Linked DNA regions of Homo sapiens: region 1 is linked to region 2. Evidence: chromatin loops called from intact Hi-C (ENCODE). Cell type or tissue: spleen. All regions are shown on one strand. Links, peaks and the distances in the headings refer to the core of each region. The heading gives the core; the rest is flanking DNA.

Region 1 (5,384 bases), core at 288-5,287, 740 kb after region 2:
TGGGCACCAATCCCCAAAGCAAGAACAAAGCAACAAGGAGATATGAAAATAACACAAAACAACTGTTTTGTTCTGGGTAACAATAGCCTGGGGAAAAGGGGAGAATCTTGGTGCGCATGTCATTTGGACTAACTGAGGTATCTTGGAGTATATTGTGCAAACCATCATGTTGTAACAAATTTTTATTGCTTAGAAAAAAAATTAATGGAAACAAGTTCTCCTTGAGTCAGGGCATAAAAATAATTTTATTCCAGCTTAACATAATGACCCTATTTATATTCAGGAGAGAAGGATAAGCAAAAGAGATCGATCATCAGAAAAGACTGGTAATCTATCCCCTCTGTGAATGAGTTTGGCCCCAAGAAGCTGTGAAAAGAAGAGAGAGCCTTAGAACTGTGGTCAGGCAGTGTATTTTCTTTTAAGGAAACATAAAAATGTTCTTACTGGAATCCGTGCAGCCACTTATTTGGTGAAGATGACTTATCAGTAATTTTTTTTTTTTACATAGGGAAAACATTACAGAAATGTAATTCTACTTTTTATGAGGATGAAAATGATTTTTTAAAAAGCACATGAAAAAACAACACAGAAGAAAATTCCATTTGATAAATGGGTACTAGGCATATACACTGTGCCCAGCAGTGGTGCCATGCTGTGCTGGACACTACAAAGGGTGTCAGAGGCAGGGAAATCATGGTCCCTTCAAAGAGGCTTCTGATCTGGTCATGCAAATAAGCCATGTACAGGCAACCAGTAGTGATCTGTAATCATGAATCAGAAATAGCAGTTCCTCAGTGTGCCCATCCGAGTATCACTTGAGAGGCTGGAAAGACCCTGATTCTTGGACTGTGGCCTTGGCTATTCTGACTTAGCAGGCATGGGGTGGGACTAGGAATTCCTGTTATGAAGTGCTGCTGTGATGATTCTGGTGCTCGGTTTGGGTGGCTGGACAGATAACGGATTCAGAATAAACTTGGGTTCTGATTCTGGTTCTATGCACGAGTAACAGTGTGGCCTTGATCATGTTCCTTAATTCCCCTGACTTTCAGCATTTTCTTCTGTATCATGGGAGGGTGTTGCTGCTGGTAAGAATAAGGGAGTTGACACAAAGCCCTTCAGTCTCTGTGTTGTTTACAGGTCACTAAAAAATTAAATGAACTTAAATTGTATATTAAAGAGGGTGGCCATTCTGTAGATATTATTTTGAATGTTTAGGCAACACTAGTAATCTCTTGTCAAAGAACCCCCAAATATGTTCAGAAGAACATATCCCTGTCACTTCCTCCTTCACTCATTTTTATTTTCTCTTTATTTCCATCCCATTCCTGTACCTCCGGTCCCACTTGTCTTGACCTCCTCAACTGCACGGAGCTTAGGCTCCAGTTTATGGGGCTGTTGAGGGCTATTTTGATAGCAGGTTTGAGCAAGCACCTGGGAACTCCGAAGGGTGAGGGACCCGAGGAGATCCCAGGCAAGGGGCTTGCTCTACGTACTGCCCCAAGAGAGCCTGAGAAGATCTGGTTGAGAAAAGTAGTGCTGCTCGGGTCTCTGCCTAAGGGAGAGACCCTTAGGCATTAGACTCACCTAGACTCACCCCTAATGAGTCTAATTAGACTCATTAGACTCACATTAGACTCACCCCTGCCTGATCCCACCCACATCAATTACATCAGGATCCACCAAGTCCCATCATTTTGAGTGGGAACTTCCTGTCTTGAGTCTTCTTCTGAAGACGTTTTCTAGACCCTGTGATAGGAGAAGATTGACATTCCCTTCTGGGGATGGTCAGATGTCCCTTATTTGATCTAGCCGTATAAGTGACTTAGAAACAACTCTACTCTTCAGATTTAGTGGGATTAAAAATGTAATCAACCAATATTAAAATATTCAATAATCAATTGGAACCAATGACAGTCATGCACCATGAACTGAGACAAGTGATTGATTTATTCCTCAGGAGCTGAGGAGCAAAACCAAGTGTTAAAGTGAGCAGAGATAGGCTGTTATGTAGTATAGTGCAACTCCTAAAACGGCAAAGAATAAAATTTGTCTTAAATTTAGCTGAGTTTTCTGTCTTTGCAAATGAGTCAATTTGGACAAAACTTGTGTTACCCTTGAATTTCCCTCACCACTTAAGGGAAATCAAAAGAAGTCACATAATCGGTCAGAAAGAAATTCAAGGAAGCATTTACTTCTGTTTCATTTCTTCATTTTCTCTTTTTTTTCCCCCTTCAAGATTAGTATTAACATTAACATGGCTGGGAATTCTTCTGTAGACATTTGCTTTTTGGCCAGCAATGTGGGGAGCAGGATGTGAAGGTGGATAAGAACAGAGACAGCAGCCATGGCATGAAATATAGAGCCCACCTGCAAGGCGGCAGGCAGTGTTTGAAGTCTTCTTAGATGGAGGCAGGCATGAGATATTTCATGTCTTCCCAAGTGGCTAAAGAACAAATGATCTGTGAGAAATGCAGTCCTGAATTTAGAGAGTCATGATCCTAATTCTTCTTCATTTCTTGGCCTCATCTATTCCCTTTTAAATTTTGAAACTTGATTCATTTTTCATGCATGAATTCCCAAAGTAATGAGTTGTAACAGGCTTATTTCATTAGGAACATTCCTTCTGAATGTGCAGTGCTGCTGCCACAGAGCATTTATTGTTTAATGAACAAATGGAGCAGACCAAACAATTGAAAACCAGTTAATAATTCAATTAAGGCTTCTCCAATGCTAAAAATGTCTAATTTGTCATTCCCTAAAGTGATTTTCAATATCGCCAGAATCAGACTAAATTAGAACTCTACTCTGTGTCCCCTTCTCAAACCTAGCAAACTTCTTTAATATTCATAAGTCAGGGTCAGCTTCTGAATTACTGTAAACTTATGTAGAGGCTCAAAAACAGTTTTTTATAGACTCAGAAAAACACTGACGAAAGACATGAGGCAGCCTTTGACATTCAGTCTGGGACCTTTTAAAGAAAACTTTCAGTAGAGATGCTAGAAAACCCAGGTTCTTTCCATATTACTTGGTAAAAATCACAAAGGAATATTTTATAAATGTTTTCCCACCAACTTGATGCAATTCACTCTTCTTTTGAGCCTAGAACTTCATTTGAACCTCTTAGATTTTGCCTTGTAATCGTGTATTTGTGTTGTTCCCTTTGTTTGATTCTGGTCTGGGCATCCCCAGCGTGTTAGTACATTGCTCAATAACGTGAATTTGTTTAATTGAATTAAGCTTGGAAGAGTTTCCAGGCTGTCTGCATTGCCTCTGATTTGCAATTACAGCAAAGTGGTGTTCACTAATAGGAGAGGAGGGACACCTGGTGGCAGTTGGGTACTTCAAGCGAAGGAGGTCCATTTGAAAGAAAGAAGGAAAGTGAGAGGATAGAGTATGTGTGGGATACTGGAGGGAGAGCAAATGGTGGCATCAGACCTAGAACAACTGGGAGCTGCAACTGGAGGAAATGGCCATGAGTAGGCTAAGAGGGCTGTGTAGACAGTGGTGAAAACTGTGGACTTTGGAATTGAAGGACCTGTCTTTGAATCTGGCTCTGCTGCTCACAAGTTGTGTGAGCTTGGCTAAGTTATTTACCTTTCCTGGGCCTTGGTCAGCTCCTCGATAAAATGGGAATAACACTTATCTCACAGAGTTGCTGTGATGATCGAACAAAATGATGCCTAGCACTTGGTAAGCACTGGATTTATGAGAGTGGCTAATCTTTTTATTTGCAGAAAGAAGGGGGAAAGCAGAGTCTGAGGTCCAGACAAGACCTTCTGCTGGCTCTAGAGAGGGGCTGATGGTTCTTTTGGATTTGAGGAATTTTCCTCAGAAGGGAGCTCTCCAATCCCACTTTTAGGAAGGTCTGCACAAGGTAACCTTATCTTCAGGCCTCTTCTGGGAAGAATCTTCTCGTGAAGCACTAGGAATTTATTAAGCTCCAGACGCTTTCATCATGTAGACGTGCATCCCTCATGGACCTTATCTCTAAGTGGGGAAGCAAGGTTACCACACAATGGCAAAATAAGAAAGAAGACATGGTTAAGTGCCCAAATTTATGGCCCAGAAAATAAGAGCTGGAATGGTTCAGGGGAGGGCAGATATCTCCTTGAGCAGACAATAAGCTAACTGCTATCCCAGGAAAGCCCTCAGCCCCATGCAAACTGGGACAGTTGGTCACCCTACCTTTAGAGAGAATAACAGAGCCATCCAGAGAGTTTCTCTGGATGTCTCTACAGAACTGCCTACAACCTCACCCTAACTTTTAGCTTTTCCTCAAGACTCACATCGAGGTAAACTGCTTGTTTTAAGAACTAACCTCTGTCCTTAATTCAGTCTCCTATTCCTAACCCGGGACCATGTTCTATCTAGTCAATTTGTCCCTTTCCAACTGCTAAAACATTTCTCAAATCCATCCCTTCCTCCCTATCCCTACTGTCTGTGCTCTACTTAAGCCCATAATTGTGTTTTGTCCACATGATCACAACAGACTTCCCACCGGTCTCGTAGACTCTGGGTTTGTCTCTTTCGAGTCCTCATTCCACAAGGCCATTAGAATAACCTTCTTAAAAATGTAAATCTATACCCTCCCTAGTAAAAAATCTTTAATAGTTCCCAAATCCTGCTTTGTAGGTTCTTTATAGCATGCTATTTCCACGATGTCTTTGTTCAGAGAGTCCCTTCTCTTTGGGATATTCTTTCTAATCCCTTCATTTCAACATCCCTCCTGCATGTATCCAGTCTTCTCAAACAGACCCTCTAAAATGTTTTTGGTTTTGCTTCCTCAAGGAGTCCTACCCTAATATTTTCAGGCACCAGATGGACTTTGGAGTCAGGTGAACTGGATTAGAATCTCAGTTCTGATTCTTAAAAGCTGTGTGGCCTGGGAAGGAAACTTAACCTCTTTCTCAGTTCCTTCCTCTCTGAAAATGAGGGTGATAACATTGACCCTATAGTGGTTGAAAGGAGATCACGTGTTTGTGAAACACTTAGCATAACTCCTGGTTCACAGTCAGCATTCCACTGGGCTGTAACCACCACGAGGGTAGAGACCATGTCTCTCTTTTTCATCCTTGAAACCTTAGTGCCTAGCAGTGTCTGGCAGACAGAAGGCTTTTTGAATAAATGAGTAAAGAAACAGTAGCTTTTAGGAATGTATTTATATACATATGTATTTCCTACAGTTTCCTCCTTATTAAAATTGCTTGGGGATAAGAAACCTCTAATTTTCCTAGGCTTTCTCTTATTTGCAAATGCATCTGTTTACTCCTCAAAGGTGGATTGTGGATTCTTCATGAAGAAGAATGATTTAACCTGGAAAGATTAGAGATGTCAGTTGACCAGGGAAAGCTTTTCTTAACTTATAGTGACCTTTGTGGAGGAAT
Region 2 (5,384 bases), core at 109-5,108:
TGATTGGTATAGAGTTCATCAATATATGAAAACATATCTTCACTTAGCATTCAAAAAATGCTGAAACAAAACATCCAACCCCAGTATAATTTTGGTCTATTATTTGGAAAGATTAAAATATACAACACTTAGTGTTGGAGAAGATGCTGGGGAAATAAGTATTCCTAAGACTAGTTATCCCCTCTAGACAGGGTGTAAACGATATATCCCATTGCTGAGCCATGAATCAGTGGTTACAGTGGGGATACTTTTGATTAATTCACTTCTAGGGAAATATAAGGGGACGGTCAAAGAAGTGTGCAAAGATATGTGATAGAGTGTTCACCAAGAATTACTTTCCTCTATCCTTCAGATTACAATCTCTAAATATTGTTCACCACTAAAATGAATAAGGAGTCATTGGAGAAATAGCTGCTTTCAGGTCTGGGGCAGGAGATGTTCAAGTGATCCTAGACCACCTCGTCTTACCAGGAAGGATGGTAAAGGTAAGGATGGGAGGAAAACATGAAAGTATCTGGCCTGTGATCCATTCATTTTCTTTACTGGGGAATGTCCTTAAGGGACAGAAAAGACAGGTGACTATGTCTTATCTCTTTGTCAATTGAACCTTCAAGTAAACAGACTAAAAGTAATTGCTAGGAGGAAGAGATGTTATCTACAGAATGCCCTAAAGTCCCCAGTCAAAGGATTTCTTTAAGTAAATAAATAAACCAGAATCCATGAGGCATGATTACAGAATGTCCCTGAGAAGCTTTACAACTAACTCTCTGGAGTAGAAAATGGAATGTTTCATAATCGACACTTCATAATTTAAACGTGCTTCTGAATGAGGAACCCTGTGAACCTCAGGGACTCCACCTATAATTCTGAATTATTACTGATGTGGGGAAGAAGGACCTAGCAGACGATGTGTAATGTCTCAGAAATCTCGCTGCTTTATCTGAGCATCCTGCCTGCCTTGAAATTACTAGTAAAGCTTGATGCTGGGAGGGGTCGCTGAGTCCTGCATCGAACTTGACAATCAGATCCTGTGTGTTAGCTCAGTAACAAACACTACTTGGATACTGTGAAAACAGACTCAGGAGCCATTTTGAAGATGCTCCCAACAGGCAAAGATGGAACATTTTTAAATTTAATAACTGCCATGGATTAAAACAAAACAAATATACTTATATCCATGAGTTACTAATGATCCAAAAACCAACCAAACAAAAACCCCTCCAGTCGCTTTTGTAGAATACAGCATTATCTTTCCTGTACCTCAGGGTAATCAAATATTTAGTGAGAGGACATTTCTCTTTACAGAGTATTCCAATGAGTAAATAAACATGAAATAAAATATCACCATTTTGCAACCCATAAAAGATTAATGGATCTGGTCAATGATCACCAGTGGCTGCCAACATCACACACACACACGACAACCAGTAGCACATAACACCAAGTATGAAGTAGTCTTGTGAAAATAAAAGCAAACATTTTATCAAGTCTCTAGTTCTAACTACCAATTTACAAGGAATACAGGTGACAGAGAAACATGTTATATGACTTCACTGGGATGCAGTCTGCAGAATCCACACATACGGAAACATTTCAGGATAAACAGTCTTTAGTTTCTTCAATAAAAAAATAAGGAAAGTGATGCAAGGGGAAACTTACAGATTGAAAGAGACTTAGAAGACATTTCAATCAATTGCAATGCATGGCCCTTATTTAAATCTGGATTCGAATAATAGAGTAAAAATATTTTTTTTTTTTCTGTTTTGAGACAGTCTCACTTGTTCTGTTGCCCAGGCTGGAGTGCAGTGGTGCAATCTTGGCTCACTGCAACCTCCACCTTCTGGGTTCAAGCAATTCTCCTGCTTCAGCCTCCTGAGAAGCTGGGATTACAGGCGTGATCCACCATGCCCAGCTACTTTTTGTATTTTTTGTAGCGACAGGGTTTTGCCATATTGGCCAGGCTGGTCTTGAACTCCTGACCTCAAGTGATCTGCCTGCCCTGGCCTCCCAAAGTGTTGGGATTACAGGTATGAGCCGCCATGCCTGGCCTAAAAATATATAATTTTTTTTTTTTAAAAAAGAGGGTTGAGACTGTCACCGAGGCTAGAGTACAGTGGTATGATCATAGTTCACTGTAACCTCAAACTCCTGGGCTCCAGTGATCTTCTGGCCTCAACTTCTGGAGTAGGAGGTTGCTAGGACTGCAGACATATGCCACCATGCTGACTAATTTTTTAAATTTTCTGTTTAGACGGTGTCTTACTACATTGCCCAGGCTGGTCTAAAATGCAGAATAAAAGACTTGGTAAAGTGTGGAATGAACACTGTACATTTTATGATCAAGTAATTATTGTTAATTTTTAATGTGACAATATTTCAGGTTTTTAAAAATAAATATGAATACTAAAATATTTGTAGATGAAGTGATATGACATCTGAGATTTACTTCAAAAATAGTCCAGTTGAGAGGGAGCAGGTAGACATGTAGATGAAACAAAATTGGCTTGATGGCTGTTGAAGCAATGATGGGTAAGTCAGGCTCATTATATCATTATACATTTTCTCTATTTTTGTATGCTATAACTTAAGTTTAAAAAGGTCACTGGCTGCCATGTACAGAGGAGACTACAGGGATAAGGGGGAAAGCAAATCTTTTAGGAGGCTACTGCAGTAATCAGGCACTAGGTGGCGCTATCGGTGGGGGCGCTGAGGAGTGGTTAGATTCTGGGTATACAGTATTTAGAAAGAGGCACATTGTTTTCTGATGGGCAGGATGTGGTATGAAAATATTCTCGTAATCTTTAGTTGGATTTTTAAAAAATCATTTATGGATTCTAAACTATAAATGTTTGTCTTGATTAAAAATTTTTTAATCAGCTTAGGTTTTTTTTTTTTTTTTTTTTTTTTTGAGACAGAGGTTTGCTCTTGTTGCCCAGGCTGGAGTGCAGTGGTGTGATCTCAGCTCACTGCAACCTCTGCCTCCCCGGTTCAAGCGATTCTCCTGCCTCAGCCTCCCAAGTAGCTGGGACTACAGGTGCGTGCCACCATGCCCGGCTACTTTTTTGTATTTTTAGTACAGACGGGGTTTCACCATGTTGGTTAGGCTGGTCTTGAATTCCTGACCTCAGGTGATACACCTGTCTCAGCCTCCCGAAGTGCTGGGATTACAGGTGAGCCATGGCACCCAGCTGAAATGAGCTAATTTTTTAATCAGGACAAAAACACTTTTTTTGGGTTTTGAAAATAATAAACTACAGAGGAAACAATAGTTCAAAGGCATTGATATCTTAACAAAAGTTGATAAGCTATTGGGGGGGGGGTCTGTGATTTAGAAAATAAAGGTCCCCAATTTCATCTGAAACCTTTGGTGCCACATGTTTCAGAATGAAGAACTTTTCAGATTTTAGAAAGGCAGTATAGGGCCATATATGGTATATTATGTAACCCCTAGCAGGATCTAGGGCAGGTTCCTTTAATCAAATGCATTACATTAATAAGGCTGGGCATGGTGGTTTATGCCTGTAATCCCAGCACTTTGGGAGACAAAGGCTAGAGGACTGTTTCAGCCCAGGAGCTCAAGACTAGCCTGAGCAACATCGTGACACCTCATCTCTACAACAAATCAGAAAATTAGCCAGTTGTGATGGCACATGCTTGTGGTCCCAGCTACTTGGGAGGCTGAGGTGGGAGGATCACTTGAGCCCGGGAGGTCAAGGCTGCAGTGAGCCATGATCATATCACTGCACTCCAGCCTGGGTGACAGAGCAAGACCCAGTCTCAAAAACAAAAAGGAAATATAATATTTCTACAGTGAAACACATGAACATTCACACTAAGTGAAATAAAGTTAATAAATGGACTTGCATTAGAAAAGGTTGGGTGTATTATTAGCAAATGAGCTTTGGAGCCGAACAAATGAAAACATCTCTTGGTTTTCAGATGCTGACATCTGCAGATGAGGAATTTCAATTCAACGTGATGTATTTGTATTGAGCACCTACTACCTGTCCCTGTTCTTGAAGACCTTCTACACTAGGAGTTAAACCAGGAAACCAATAGCTTTAATCGACAGTGAGGACATTCTAGGCAGCAAGAACAAGAGAAAAACACAAAAGCTGTTAAGAGTGGGCTGTGTTCAGGGAACAAAACAGCTGAATTTGATTTGTTCCATTTGACAGAACATAAGATTACATATTCTAATAAAGTAGGCAGCTGATGTTTGAAAGGTTGTGTTTAGTAATGCTCCTTTTATCATTATCAGCATGCTATTTTTTATTAGCATTGTATGTGTATATGACATTTCCAAGGGCTAGGACCATTGATGAGACTTCACAGGATTTAATGCTCTGGGTAGTAAGTAGCTAAAGGCTCTCTGAATCATTAATGCAGCATGGATGACTAAAAACACTTCTACAAGTTGGACCCATGCCATTCAGCGGGAAGCATAATAAGACTTTTTGAGCACTGCGTTTAGCAGTCTCCCCACTTCCATGGAAGGTACCAGGGCACAACATGTAAGCAGCCAGCTTTTGGGGACTCTGGACCTCAGACTGGACAAGAATACAACTGCACTGATGTAATCTGCTGAATAGAGTTCAATTTTAACTTTTAAATCCTTAGCTTAATTGAACATGATAGGCCGAGAGTAGTTTCAATGCTGAGACATTTCAGGTAAGACAAACAATTCTTGAAAAACAATTTGGTCAGGAGCTGTTCTTTCTTCTGGATTGACAGAATAGGCTTGTGACCTAAATAAGGTATGAATTACATTATATTTGCACAATTGGCACACTTCCTATCAGAGAACTATGGCAATGAAAGGGTGAGACCCAGGCTCAAAAACAAACACATTATTATTTCTGCAGTGAAACAAATGAACATTCACACTAAGTGAAATAAAGTTAATAAATGGCTATAATGGATGTAGCAAGGGAGGCTGTGAGACTGCAGGGCTATGGCTGACATCGAGGTGCTGTCGCTGGAAGAACAGCACAGACAGCTGGGTGGGGTCCCACCCTGGATGTGGCTGCCTTCAGCTGCTGCTCTCCCTGCTGTCCACAACTGGGGCCTGGAGCTGGGGTCACATTTTACAACCGGAGGGTTCTTGGGAGCTGTGGTTACCAGGTTCTACAGTGGCACCCACTGATCTACAGTGGGTGCTCCACCCAGGACTGCTCAGTGAGACTAATACGCTGCCATCCTTTCTACTGGGAACTGTAACAACACGGACTTACTGTGCATCGGGCACTGTGCAGAGACTTGACATTAGCCTCCTTCAGCCTGTAAGAAACCTACTGCTAGAAGAGAGTAATATAATTGGCTTTGGAATCAGAAATATCTGGGTTGGAGTCTCTCTTCAACATCTTGCTATGTGATCTTTGGCA

Evidence for each region. A loop is a pair of places that touch in the nucleus more often than their neighbours do. Peaks named below come from ENCODE experiments on the same cell type or tissue, not always from the same donor. Only the 100,000 strongest peaks of a DNase experiment are listed, where the experiment ranks them.
Region 1: it touches region 2 in a loop (4-fold over the local background); 75 of 110 quality-filtered maps call a loop at or near these places.

What each region holds. Positions count from the first base shown.
Region 1 is chr7:112,492,717-112,498,100 of GRCh38, forward strand. No RefSeq gene overlaps it. Among named protein-coding and RNA genes, the nearest start is that of LSMEM1, 14 kb to the left of the region's middle. RefSeq lists a silencer at 3,996-4,209. In spleen, for the core only: a CTCF peak has its summit at 3,335 (motif pointing left); a DNase peak (open chromatin) is centred at 3,265.
Region 2 is chr7:111,749,696-111,755,079 of GRCh38, forward strand. All of the region lies in intron 42 of DOCK4 (dedicator of cytokinesis 4), which reads right to left. Among named protein-coding and RNA genes, the nearest start is that of DOCK4-AS1, 56 kb to the right of the region's middle. In spleen, for the core only: a CTCF peak has its summit at 2,650 (motif pointing right); no DNase peak of the experiment used is centred there.